2 separate regions of the Homo sapiens genome follow, and region 2 is linked to region 1. Evidence: read pairs that join two places in POLR2A ChIA-PET (ENCODE). Cell type or tissue: IMR-90. All regions are shown on one strand. Each heading gives the region's core, and the rest is flanking DNA. Links, peaks and the distances in the headings are about the cores only. Region 1 overlaps LOC107986129 (a long non-coding RNA gene). Region 2 overlaps SEC61A1 (SEC61 translocon subunit alpha 1).

Region 1 (11,505 bases), core at 4,415-6,914:
TCAATGAATTTTTCAACAAGTGACACTGGGACCCAATTTTGAAAAATAGGCAAAAGGCTTAGACACTTCAAAAAGAGTAAATACAAATGACCAACAAGCCCATGAGGAAATGCTCACTCACATCATTAGTTGCCAGAGAAATGCAGTTTGAAACCACAATAAGGCTCCATCCTACACCCAACAGAATGACTAATATAAAAAAGACCTACAAAACCATGTTTACAAGGATGTGCAGCAACTAGAACTCTCATAAATGTTTTGTGAGAGCTCTAGTTGCTCCACATAAATGTCATAAATGTCTTGTACCATCAAATGGCATAACCACTTTGGAAAACTGATGGTTTCCTAAAAGTTAAATATATACCTACCCAGAGATTCCACTTGTAGGTTTTGCCCAAGTGAAACAAAAATATATGTTCACAATAAGACACACACAAAATAGTAAAAAACTTGAAACAACGCAAATGTCCAGCAATAGAATAGACAATTTGCAGCAGTCCATACAATAGACGACTAATCAGTAACAGAAAGGAACAAACTACCGACATATACAACAAACTACTGATATTGTGAATCTCAAAAATACCATGTTTAGCAAAAGAAGCTAGACACAAAAGAGTACACGTTGTATGATTCCATGTATATGAAGTTCTAGAACAGGCAGAATAATCTATAGTAACAGTATCAGAAAAGTGGTTGCTTGGAGTGGGAGGGTTGACTGGAAGTGGGCACAAGTGAATTCCTGGGGTGATCAAGACATTCTGTACCTTGATTGAGTGTTGGTTACATGGGTATAGATATTAGTCAAAATGCATTGAATTGCTCACTAAGATCTGCACACATTTCACTGTACGTAAAATTTACCTCAGTAAAAAAAAAAAAAAATGCAAAATTCCCCAAGGAATCATAGTTGCTTCTAATATTTACATATAAAATGTCTTTAGAAGTCTTCTAGTCAAAATCTCGCATTACTAATTTAGGGAGCACTAATACAATTCCATATATAAAAACTAAGAAAATGTGGGTGTGGCTGAGGCTGTTATTTCAAGGAAATCTTGAAAACGTTGTTAGTAATCATTTGTAACTACATGTCAATGTCTTCCAATTGGCTGGTGAGAAACCTTAAAATCTCACTTCTCCCAGCCAGTATTTCCAGGGTGTAGTAAGGGAGCAGGACTTAGAATTCTCTTGGTCATTCCCGACTTTTTAAGTCCCTGCTTCCACTGATCTTTTGTCTGTGTTCTAGAACACAGATCTAGATTTTGCTTTCTTTGCTTTGTCCACACTGCTTCTTTTTCTTAGGGCAATACTCATAAAACCAGCATGATTATTTCACTTTTCCAAGGACCACTGATTCAAGGTCCAATTCAGAGACTCTTTGAAAATGTTAAGCAGCGGGGCAGTTTAATATTGCAGCATAGCACATTGAATCATAAACATACTTCCGTGGAGCTTTTATTGCCTTTTTTCTTCTTTTTTTGAGACAGGGTCTCGCTGTCACCCCTGCAGGAGTGCAGTGACGTGATCTTGACTCACTGCAACCTCCGCCCCCAGGTTCAAGTGATCCTCCCACATCAGCCTCCTGAGTAGCTGGGATTACAAGTACACACCACCATGCCCGGCTAATATTTTGTATTTTTAGTAGAGACACAGTTTTGCCATGTTGCCCAGGCTAGTCTTGAACTCCTAAGCTCAAATGATCCTCCCACCTAGGCCTCCCAAAGTGCTAGGATTACAGGCGTGAGCCACCGTGCCCGGCCTCATTTTTTACATTTGATACCCAATCTCTGGCCACATAGCTGGGCCCCCTCTTGTCTACTTTGAATATTTTTCCCATCTCTTCTTTAGTTTGCTGCAATCCCCAATGCTCCTTCTTATTTCATAGTTTCTTTTTTCACTAATCTGGGATAGGCCCTGAAATCTGACTTTCAACATATCAAATAGTCCACTAAGGTATTTTGCTGAGACCCCTGAAAGGAATTTTAAGCTAATAAATATGCTCCTCTTCACGTACTCCCACACAAGGAAATATAGAACATTCTCACAAAGACCTTCCCATTTGAAGGAGAATGGGTGGACAGTGTGAATAATGCAGCTCTGGGGAGAAAGAAGGAAAGCTTTGCGAATGGAAAATCTCATGTATCACCACCAGGTCGTAGAAGAGGCCAGAAGGACTTTCTAGGATTCTTTGCTATGTGGAGCGAATGACTCACAGCCCATAGGAGTGAAGCACACCCTGTGAGGGTGGGTGTTCCAGACGTGACAGTGATGAGTGCTCAGAACAGACAGCAGGGTCCAGCCCCCAGCTGGCTCAACACTGCCCCCACCCCTACCCCCATGCCCTCAAGTCACATGAAATTTAGTAAAAGGCAACTCTTACTCTACATATTGGGGCTCAGGGGGAAGACAAATGAGTGTCAGATCAAGTGGACAAAATATCAAGGAGATACTTCTCCATGCAAGAGCAGAGCAAAAAGGAGATCCGGGCAGATGGGAACCATCAGAAGCATGTGTAAGATAAAAAGAAATGGCATGCAAATATGAAAGCCCATAACAACAAAAATGCATACAGTATTGCATAGAAATAACAAAGAACCCAATCTGGATGAAAATATAATCTAAAAAACAGAAGTAAACTTCCAAGTGTGTTTCATGATATGAAAGAACTAAAAAGAAGTATATGAACTGAATAAACTAGCTTAATGCTAGAACAAGCAGAGATGAGAAAGAAAGCAGCAGAGAAAAGGAACAATAAAGAAACTTCAAACACAGAGATTAATAAATAACGTAGGAAGAGCAAGAAATCAAACATACATGGCTGGGGAAAATGCTGATAGAGAAAAGATTTCAGAAAATCACAGTAATTGCAGAGGAGAAATACCAGGAGACTAAAGCAATTAAGGAAAAGATGACAGATTTGAAGGGATAACCACATAAAGATAATTAGAGTTCTGCAAATACGGAACCCAAGACATTGACCAGAAACAATATTCACATATAAAAATGAGTAAAAGATCCCTGTAATGGGGGAAAAATAAAACTCGTTTAAAGGGGTACACAGTGTTTGGGGGCAGATTACACAGAACAATCAATACCTTTAACCTGGTTAAGCTACTAAACTTTAAGACTAAAGACAGAATTCTTCAGGCATTCAGGTAGATAAACAAGTAATTTATAAGGGACAAAAATCAGCCTTGGATTTCTCTACAGCAGCATTCAATGCCAGTAAACACTGCAGTAGAGTAATGCTGGTAATGTTCTGAGGGGCAGAAAGTGAGATTCAAGTAATTATAGCCAGCCAAAGAGTTCTTCAATAGAAAGGAAACAGGAAGTCATACTCAAACATGGAAGAATTTAAGAAATATCGCATATGGCACTTGTTTAAAAAATGACTTGACTATAAATAGAACCAATGATGAGATTAAATTTTTTCATTAATAATAGTGGATAAAATACAATTTAAAAAGAAGGCCATAGTTATGTCATATAATCACAGAAATAGTAAACTCATATGAACACCACAAAAACTAAGCAACTGGGCTGGGTACAGTGGCTCACACCTGTAATCCCAGCACTTTGGGAGGCCAAGGCAGGCAGATCACTTGAGGTCAGGAGTTTGAGACCAGCCTGGCCAACAATGGCGAAACCCTGTCTCTGCTAAAAATACAAAAATTAGCCGGGTGTGGTGGCACGTGCCTGTAGTCCCAGCTACTTGTGAGGCTGAGGCAGGAGAATCACATGAACCCAGGAGGTGGAGGTTGCAGTGAGCCGGGATAGCACCATTGCACTCCAGTCTGGATGACAGAGCAAGACTCCGTCAAAAAAACAAAAACAAAAACAAAAAATTAAGCAACTGGAGAATGTTTATTGAATTAAGTGTAAATATTATAAAACTTGACAAAATAGAAATTAAATACAGCTAATAAAAATGCTGGTGAAGAAAACAAGTGTAAGAATATAATTTCATATTTCATAGCAGAGAATCAATAGTTTTGGGGTCTTTTTTTTTTTTGAAATTGACAACAGTGAAGAGAGGTGACTTGTTCCATCAAACACTGAAACATTAAAATGCCTCCACAGAAGTTAAAACAATGTGCTACTGAAGGAAGAATGGGCAACTAATTCACTGGAACAGAATGGAGTCCGTAAACCAACCTATGTTTATATGGGAATTGGGTGTACATAAGGTATGTCACGTGAAATCAACGGGATTATTTAATAAATTATTTTAGAAAAAAGTCTAGATATTAAAAAAAGATAGTATCTTAAAATATATAACACAAGAAACCCTTAATATTTTAAAATTATAAGAGGTTAAAAAGGGGAAATAAAAGAAAAAATAAAAAGAAGAAATTATAAGCAGTTTCTGAGTAGGGAAAGGACTTTACCATATGATGCTTTATCATATGAAGAAGAAGAAAAATAAAATGGTGTTAAAATTGACTACTTGAAATTTTAAACGTTTGTATGTGAAAAACCACCAGAAAAATGATTAAAATTAAATATGGACTGGGAAAGCTTTGCATCATATATAAAATTGACAACTAATATCTTCCATATGTGAATAACTTCTACAGTTCAGTAAGAAAATGAAGGAATAGGCCGGGCACGGTGGCTTATGCTTGTAATCCCAGAACTTTGGAAGGCTGAAGCAGGTCGATCACCTAAGCTTAGGAGTTCGAGACCAGCCTGGGCAACATGGTGAAACCCTGTCTCCACAGAAAAAAAAAAAAAAAAAAAAATTAGCCAGGTGCTGTGGCATGCGCATGTAATCCCAGCTATTTGGGAGGCTGAGGTTCAAGAATCACTTGAACCCAGGAGGTGGAGGTTACAGTGAGCCGAGGTGGCACCACTGCACTCCAGCCTGGGCGACAGAGCAAGACCCTGTCTCAAAAAAAAAAAAAAAAAGAGAGAGAGAAAATGAAAGAACAGATCAGTCACAAAAAGAAGGAACAAAAATACTTTCTTTTACTTGAAGATAAATGCATATTTAAAAATACCTGTGAAATACCAGGTCTGTTTTGCTTTTTCCATAAAATTTTAAAAAATTGGATAAAACACAAGGTAGGTGAAGTTTCAGGCAATGGGCACTATAAAGTAGCACAAATTTTTTATTGTTTTTGTCGTTTTGAGACAGAATTTCGATCTTGTTGCCCAGGCTGGAGTGCAGTGGCGCCATCTCGGCTCACTGCAACCTCCGCCTCCCGGGTTCAAGCGATTCTCCTGTCTCAGCCTCCTGAATAGCTGAGATTATAGGCGCCCACCACCACACCCAGCTAATTTTTGTATTTTTAGTACAGATGGGGTTTCATCATATCAATGAGGCTGGTCTCAAACTCCTGACCTCAGGTGATCTGCCCCCCTCGGCCTCTCAAAGTGCTGAGATTACAGGCGTGAGCCATCGAGCCCAGCCAGTAGCACAATATTTTGTGGGGAGACAATTTGGCAGTTCATTGTATCAGAACCTTAAAAAGGCCAGGCACAATGGCTCATGCCTGTAATCCCAGCACTTTGGAAGGCTGAGGCGGGCAAATCACCTGAGGTCGGGAGTTCGAGACCAGCCTGACCAACATGGAAAACCCCATCTGTACTGGGCGTAGTGGCACATGCCTGTAATCCCAGCTACTTGGGAGGCTGAGGCAGGAGAATCTTTTGAACCCGGGAGGTGGAGGTTTTGTGGTGAGCCAAGGTCGCACCATTGCACTCCAGCCTGGGCAACAAGAACGAAACTTCATTTAAAAAAAAAAAAAACCTTAAAAACTATACAGACCCTTTATGCAACAATTTTACCTTCAGGAATTTATCCTAAAGAAATAATTGCCAAGGCAGGAGGATCACTTGAGGCTAGGAATTCAAGGCCAGCCTGGGCAACATAGTGAGACTCCACCTCTACAAAAAATCAAATAAATTATCTGGGCAATTATCCAAGCATGGCAGTGCATGCTTGTGGTCCCAGCTACTTGGAAGACTGAGGTGGGAGGATTGCTTGAGCCCAGGAGTTTGAGGCTGCAGTGAACTATGATAGCACCACTGCACAATACTCAATTATTTGTTATTTTTCAGATTTTTGCCAATCTGATAGTTGAGAAACATCAGAATTACATTTTCTTCTCTATGGATCCACTCATACCACTTAGTATATTCATTTATTCAATAAATATTTATTCAAACATTTATCGAACATCTACTATGTACAAGGACACTGTTCTCTTCTAGGCTTTTGGGCTATATCCATTACAACAGAGATGAAGGTCCCTGCCTTCTTATAAAAAACATAAAATAACAGCAATGTTAAAGTGTTTTAAACTAACTTTTATTTATACCTTTGTCTCAAAAGATGCAAGCTACTGTTGATGAAGGGGAAAAGGTTTTTTATGATAGCTGACTGTATGGCATCATAGGAAGGACACTGAACTTGGAATTAAGAAACTTAGACCTGAGCCTGAGCCTTGCCTTTCACTAGCTGTGTAATGTTAAGTAATTCACTTAAATATCACTTGGTTTTATTTCACTATAAAGTGAGGGGGAATTGGACCAGATGGTTTCGGCAGTTCTTCCGCTCTATTGGGATGTGGCTCTATGTTAAACTATTGTACACTGAGACCAAAATGATTAATCTGAGATATGACCCCAAAAGATGTGTAAATGAGGTGCCCACTGATGAGAAATAGAGACCTGTTTGAGGGTGCGGGATCTTGATTTGAACCTCAAAGTCATTAATAGTACAAATGTTACCTTCCTATGTCTCTCCTGTGCTGTGGGTCACATTGCCTCTTATCTGACAGGGTCAGCTTCTGAGGACTGTCTGTGACCAGGGTCTGTTTCATTACTATGCTTTACTTTAATGAGACAAAGGTATTGAAAAAATTTTCAAATGTGAAATGAAAGAAAGCAAAAAATAATTATTTTCAATGTAAAATAATGTTTTGTTTCCAAGAAGATCTCCTACATGGTTTTTTAAATTTTAAAATCTCCTAGTCATTTTTGTAAAATTAAACAAGATACAGGTTACACGCAGCTTTTCCTAGAGGTGATACCTCTGCTCAAAGGCTGTATGATTTGGCCAGATATTGCCAAACTCCCCTCCATGGTGGGTAGTAGCATTCTGCATTCACACCAGCGATATCTGAGTGTGCCTGTCTCCCCACAGCCTCATCACAGAATACATTGGTTTCCTAGTGTAATTTCAATTTGCACCACTCATGTGATGACCAAGGTTGAGGTTCCAGACCCTTTTTGTTGGTTCCTTATTAGAGCACTTTAGATGGAGATGGGGAGTTTTACTTGCTCTAACGGGGGATCGTGGCCTAGTGTAATAACTCATAGGTATGCTTGATGCAGACCAGTGTGCAGGTGAGTAATACCTTGGATCCTGAAAAGTCATAGAAAATTATGGTTTTGTTCATGCTGCTTTTTGGAGAGTGGGTTGGAATACTTTTGATTTTTCTTCCCATCTTACCATGAACAAATTCTCCAATCCTTTGAGGTACACCTCAACTGTCACTCCCTCTATTTAAACTCCTCATCACCTCTTTCCAGATTAATCTCTCTTTCACAAAACACTCAACCTTGACCTTTCTTATGGCTCTCACTGTTTGTTTCATGGAGTCTCCTTTTCTGGACACATCTCGTCTCTCACCGGCTGTGAGCTCTGTGAGGGCTGCTGCAGCCTTTGCCTATTCAGCTATTCCAGAGCACCTTGCATGAAGCAGGAGCTCAAACTGTTGGGGCAGGGACTGCAGAAAAGAGGGAGGGGCTGAAATGTCACAGCCGTGTCTGTCTGGGGAGTCTTGTGTGGTGATAGCTGCATCTCAGGCATGCATTTATTCTCCTAAGCAGTGAGACTATCCACTAACATCCACGGGAAACATATCATTAACCTTCCAGGGGAAACCCCCTCTGAAGCAAGCAGAAAGCCACCTGCTGGGAATGGCACACAGCATGGGGGTTGAAGAGGTATGCGAGGTTAGGAATATAGGAACCAGAAGTCTGATCTATATGGAAAATAGCAGCTCATTAGCACGTGTTAAGCATGGGCCAGGGTGGGTCCCCTGTCAATGCTGCTGGGTGTTTGGTCGCTGGGCGGGACCCACCCCACTGTGGCCAGTCTTGACAGGCTGTTGGCTTGGCAGGCGTGGGGGAGCCCTCCTGTTTCCTCAATGATAAAATGACACCGTCTCTTCATTCTCACCCATGCATCTTCAGATTCCTTTTTTTCGGAACCCATATTCTGCAAGAACACCTCTGGTTTTTACTGTTTTTCAAACAGGCTTCCCTGCCGGGAAGAAAATTTGGCAACCCGTTGACAGGAATATTGCCGTACACTTGGCAATTACATTCAGTTTAAAAAAAATAGTGCTTATTTTGTCAATTATAAAAATAATACATACTTATAATAGAAAATTGGGAAGCATTAAAAACTAGAAAGGAAGAAATAATTATCCATGACTTCACTGCCTAGAACACCCACTGTTAACGTTTCAGTGGATTTCCTTCCAGTCATTTTCTATGAATATTTATGTCCTTGGATTCATTTTCCGGGTATACTCTTCATCTTGCACTTTTCTTTTCTTCTTTTTTTTTTCGAGATGGAGTCTTGCTCTGCTGCCCAGGCTGGTGTGCAGTGGTACAATCTCGGCTCACCACAACCTCCGCCTATGGGTTCAAGTGATTCTCCTGCCTCAGCCTCCTGAGTAGCTGGGATTACAGGCACCCGCCTCCACACCTGGCTAATTTTTGTAGTAGAGATGGGGCTTCACCATGTTGGCCAGGCTGGTCTCAAACTCCTGACCTCAAAGGATCCGCCTGCCTCTTGCACTTTTAACTTAAAGTTGTAACATGAGCATTAGTCCAGAATGGATGAACTTTGGAGATATTTAGTATCTGGCTTTTTACATAAATCCTTCATCGACATCAGTACAATGAAAAGTATACATATTTTTCTATTCACAACAATAGAGACTCATTGTAACAAAAAAGCAAAGATCGCAGGAATATGTAATTTAGAAAGCAAGTTCCTTACACTCCCTCCTCCCCAGATATAATCATCATTATTGGTTAAGGTTTTCTTTACATATATTAATATTTATATATGTAAATGCATGAGCAATTTTTATTTTTCTTAATGGTTACATTGTGAAGTCATCAGAAGATAGGGAAGTATGCAGAATAAAATGGGAACAGCTCCTGGATTCCCAGCCTCGGCCTCCACTCTCTTCCCTAGAGGAAATAACAGTGAAGGATTTGAAAAGTATTCTTCAGCTGTGTTCCAAGGCCTTTACGCACATACATACACACGCTGCTATGTGTTGTTGATGCACGTATTTCTTCCATGTTGTGGCTGCATGTATTCCTTTGCATATTGTCAGTGGCTGCTTTTGCACTGGAGGAGCAGAATTGAGTATGTGTCACCGAGAGTGCTGCTCTCAAAGCCACATGACCTTCACCCCCTGGTTTCATGCCCACGAATATGTTACTTTACATGGCAAAGTGGCTGTGCAGATTAATTAAGGTAAATGGACTTTAAAATAGGGAAGTTATCCTGGGTTTTGAAAGTGGGTCCAGTGAAATCACATGCGCCTTTACAAGCAGAAGAGGAAGGCAGAGAGATTTGAGGCCTGGAGGGCTTGTGCTTGAAGGGCCGGTGGCGGGAAGCAGGGCTCTCAGTCCTATAGCCACAAGGAGCTGTCTTCTGTCCACAGCCTGAATGGTTCTTCCCCAGAGCCTCCACACAAGAGCCCAGCCGGCCAATACCTTGATTTTGGGCATGTGAGACCTCGAGCAGAGAATCCAGCCATGCTCTGCCAGCTTTCTGACCTGTAGGGTGGAGAGAAAAGAAATCATGTTGTTTTAAGTCACTGTGTTTGTGGTGATGTGTTATGCAGTGCAGAAAACAATACAGGTTTGTTTGTTTAGTATTGTAGATGCTTACTATCTGGCTCTTTACAGGCAAAGTGCTGGATTCCCTTATTTCCTTTTTAAGGGCTTCTGAACACTCCATGGTGTATTTCTACCATAATTTATTTGACCACTAGAAGACAAAGTTTTCTCGGACATTCAAGAAATGTAGCAACAAAGTCTTTGTGCACGTGACTAAATACCTCTTTAGGACTGATTTCTAAAACACAATTTCTTTTTTTATTTTTATTTTTTATTTCTTGAGATGGAGTCTCACTCTGTCGCCCAGGTTGGAGTACAGTGGCATGATCTTGGCTCACTGCAACCTCCGCCTCCAGGGTTCAAGTGATTCTGGTGCCTCAGTCTCCCCAGTAGCTGGGATTACAGGTGTGCACCATCACGCCCAGCTAATTTTTGTATTTTTAGTAGAGGTAAGGTTTTGCCATGTTGGCCAAGTTGGTCTTAAACTCCTGACCTCAGGTGATTCACCTGCCTCGGCCTCCCAAAGTGCTGGGACTGCAGGCATGAGCCACTGCGCCCGGCCTAAAACGATGATTTCTGATTCAAGGAGCATACCAATTTTAAATTTTGTTAGACACTGCCAAATTGCCCTCCAGAGAGGTGACAGATAAGCTGAGGTATATGAGGTGCTGCTTAGACAGCAGGTACCAGGATGGCTGGTCAGGCTTGGGAAAGCTCTGAGACTTAGGGTCCTCTGGAAGGTTGCAGAGTCCATTAACAAGGCTCTCTCGTGGACCTGGAAAATGGCAGAAAGTTTGCATCTAGAGGCCTCTCTTGAAGCCTTCCAGCATCACTATCAAATCTAAAGCAAGTCTGCAGCACAGAGTTAAGCGCTGACTGTACGTGGATCGTTTCTGTTCACTTTAAGTCATGTGATGCTCATGGCTAATGGGTGAGGAAGGCCTTATCAACCCTGTTTCAAATGGAATCTGCCACGTGCAGCAGTCTGTCTCCTGAAGGTGGCACAGATGAGCTTTGAACCCAGTTGCTGAGAATCTAAAATCCAATCTCCACCACCCCACCAGAGGGGCAAGTCTATCTCCTGCCCCTTCTGAAACAGCCTGCCCTTCAGAGCAGGCTTTTGCTGAGTGAGAACCGAGCTCAGGAGTGTTCCTGTTCTATTTTCTGGTTTGGATGCTGGTTGTGGAGGTGAACTCACTGTGTGAGAATTCACTGGCCTGCCCCATTTGTGAATGTTTTGTATGTATGCTATACTTTGATTTTTAAAATTTGCTTTAGGAAACAAATCAAAAGATTAGATTGTCTACCTCATACAGCAAAACAAAGCATCTGCCCCCAACATCTGTGGTGGGAAATGATTTCCTTCTGAGACAGACAGCACCAGCAAAAAGGACTATATCGTTCTCTTCCACCCATGTCACTCATTTTCTAACAGAGACCATGCCACATGGCTGCTCTGCTCAGCAACTCCTCACTTCCTGGGCCCCAGCCCTGACCCCTTTGTCTCTCAGTGCTTTCCAACAGCCTTCCTGCCTCAGCCAGCCTTCACTTACCAGTTGCTGACCCCATGGAGCCATCATATAACTCTAGGCCTTCATCCACTTGGGATCCTCTACCCAAACGCCC
Region 2 (2,500 bases), core at 1-2,500, 200 kb before region 1:
AAGAGCTGTAAAAATTCAAAAATACAAGACTATGTGTTACTGCTCCCCACGGACATGGTTCCGTCCTTCAGTAATTGGGTTCTCTGATATAAACGCTGAAGACGGAATGAGATCACATCCTCAGCCCCAGAGAGCGGTCAGTAAAGCCTTTCTCTGCTGAATTCAGAGGGCTAACCCAGAGTCTTAGGCTTCTGCTTCCTTTCAGTAGGAGTTCCTTTTAGGTGTGCTTGAGATTCGTTATGTGAGAATTGTAGGTAAGTGTGAGGGGCTACTCAAAGGGAGATGTTAGCATAATAATTACCTGAATGGTGATTAGCAGGCAAATTCCAGCACCCATTTCAGAAGGGTCCCCATACATCCCGGTCATCACATACACGATAGACTGGCCGATAGTAATGATCATGCCAAATACTAGAATTGAAAGAAAGAAGTGTTTTCCAAGTGGGTCACTACACAGAACAAAAGAAACAATTAAGAAACACCAATTCAACGCCAGGCACGGGGGAGAACAAAGATGAAGAGCAGTGATACTACCTCCAAGGGGCTCGGCTGAGAACGCGCTAAACCATCACATCAGCAAAGTACATGATGAATCAAAAGCCTTTTAACAAAAGCACACTTCTTCTTTAGTTTTACCTTTTCCTAGATTCACTTGCTTTTTAGTCATGGGAGGAGTAAAAGTGAAACTTGGAAAATTTGTTCTATTCAAAGAAAATCAGGGAGTAGAACCTACTCCTGACAGCATCCGGAGACACAATCTGGAGATGTCACACCTGCAGCACCCAAACTCAATGTCAGGCACTTGGGGTCTCGATGGCTCAAGAGCTGAACTACAGATTTGGGCCACCTCTCTAGGCTCACCATCCAGGTCTGGGTCCAGAGGACAGAATTATTAGCTCTGGGGTAAAGTGATCCCTTCTCAAGTTTTTATTTAATGTGCTTTTAAAAGGAAAACCCCACGTACCATTGATTTGGCTGCTCTTCCCATTCCCTTAGGTACCAAGCTATTTTGGTCTAATAGAAGCTTTCCTTTTTTTTTTTTTTGAGACGGAGTCTCTGTCGCCCAGGCTGGAGTACGGTGGCATGATCTTGGCTCACTGCAACCTCCACCTCCCAGGTTCAAGCGATTTTCCTGCCTCAGCCTCTGGAGTAGCTAGGATTACAGGCACGTGCCACCACAGCCAGCTAATTTTTTGTATTTTTAGTGTAGACAGGGTTTCACTGTGTTAGCCAGGATGGTCTCCAACTCCTGACCTCGTGATCCACCCACCTCAGCCTCCCAAAGTGCGGGGATTACAGACATGAGCCACGCCTGGCAAAAGCTTTCCTTTTTGTAGGGTGTCTTCATTTCTTACAACTCACTCTATTTCACTGTTAGGCACAAGGGAATGGACACATTTGACAAGTTCCACAGTACTAGATGGGTCCTCTAAGTACAGTCTGACCTTCAGTTTCAGCTTTCCTATTTAATCTGTCATGTAAAATTAATTTTACTCCAAAGTGGCCATCAAATACAGTCCCTATTTGACTTTTTAAAAAGTGCTCCACAACAATTAGTTCTTAATGCAGGAAAACATTCAAAACATTGTGAAGACCAAAGAGAAAACAGCCAATTTGTGCTTGTACTTTTTTTGTTTTCTTAGTGTTTTTTGTTTTGTTTTAAGAGACAGGCTCTGTTGCCCGGGCAGGAGTGCAGTGGTGCACTAGCAGCCTCAAACTCCTGGGCTTAAGTGATCCTCCCACCTCAGCCTCCCTAGTAGCTAGAACTACAGGTGCATCACCACACTTGGCTAATTTGTTGTTGTTGTTTTGTAGAGATGGGGTCTCTCTCACTGTGTTACCCAGGCTAGTCACGAACTCCTGGCCTCAAGCAATCATCCTGCCTTGGCCTCCCAAAGTGCTGGGATACAAGTATGAGCCACCGCTCCCAGCCACATGTGTGTATTTTAGAATCCTAATTTTTATCTAAAACTGACAAGTTTAAATAGATGTATTTCTTGGCTGGGCGCTGTGGCTCACGCCTGTAATCCCAGCACTTTGGGAGCCTGAGGCGGGCGGATCACGAAGTCAGGAGATCGAGACTGAGACCATCCTGACTAACACAGTGAAACCCCGTCTTTACTAAAAATACAAAAAATTAGCTGGGCGTGGTGGCGGGCACCTGTAGTCCCAGCTACTTGGGAGGCTGAGGCAGGAGAATGGCTTGAACCCAGGAAGCGGAGCTTGCAGTGAACCAAGATCACGCCACTGCACTCCAGCCTGGGCGACAGAGTGAGACTCCGTCTCAAAAAAAAAAAAAAAAAAAAAAAAATAGACGTATTTCTCATTCAATTATCCACCATACTAATTTAAGACCTGTAAAACATGCTGGTGTAGGCGAAAAGATGACTGGATAGGAGACTGTAAATATCATTTCCTAATTAATGTTTTTCAGCAAACAGAGGCTAAATATGGCTAATTTTGATGACTAGTAATTGTTACTAGTAACACTTATTAGATA

The links. Peaks named below come from ENCODE experiments on the same cell type or tissue, not always from the same donor. Only the 100,000 strongest peaks of a DNase experiment are listed, where the experiment ranks them.
Region 2: POLR2A ChIA-PET joins it to region 1 with 10 read pairs; 3 of 35 experiments call an interaction of 5 or more read pairs at or near these places.

The regions. Positions count from the first base shown.
Region 1 is chr3:127,856,853-127,868,357 of GRCh38, reverse strand. The region is part of intron 3 of LOC107986129 (a long non-coding RNA gene); the gene reads left to right. It overlaps LOC105374096 (a long non-coding RNA gene), which reads right to left. Exons shown (of 2, transcript XR_001740899.2): 2 at 9,095-9,816. Among named protein-coding and RNA genes, the nearest start is that of MGLL, 40 kb to the right of the region's middle. In IMR-90, for the core only: no CTCF peak of the experiment used is centred there; no DNase peak of the experiment used is centred there; H3K27me3 peaks cover 510 bases.
Region 2 is chr3:128,058,013-128,060,512 of GRCh38, reverse strand. SEC61A1 (SEC61 translocon subunit alpha 1) reads right to left here. Exons shown (of 12, transcript NM_013336.4): 6 at 302-411; 7 at 1-5. Among named protein-coding and RNA genes, the nearest start is that of SEC61A1, 6.8 kb to the right of the region's middle. In IMR-90, for the core only: no CTCF peak of the experiment used is centred there; no DNase peak of the experiment used is centred there; H3K27ac peaks cover 1,418 bases.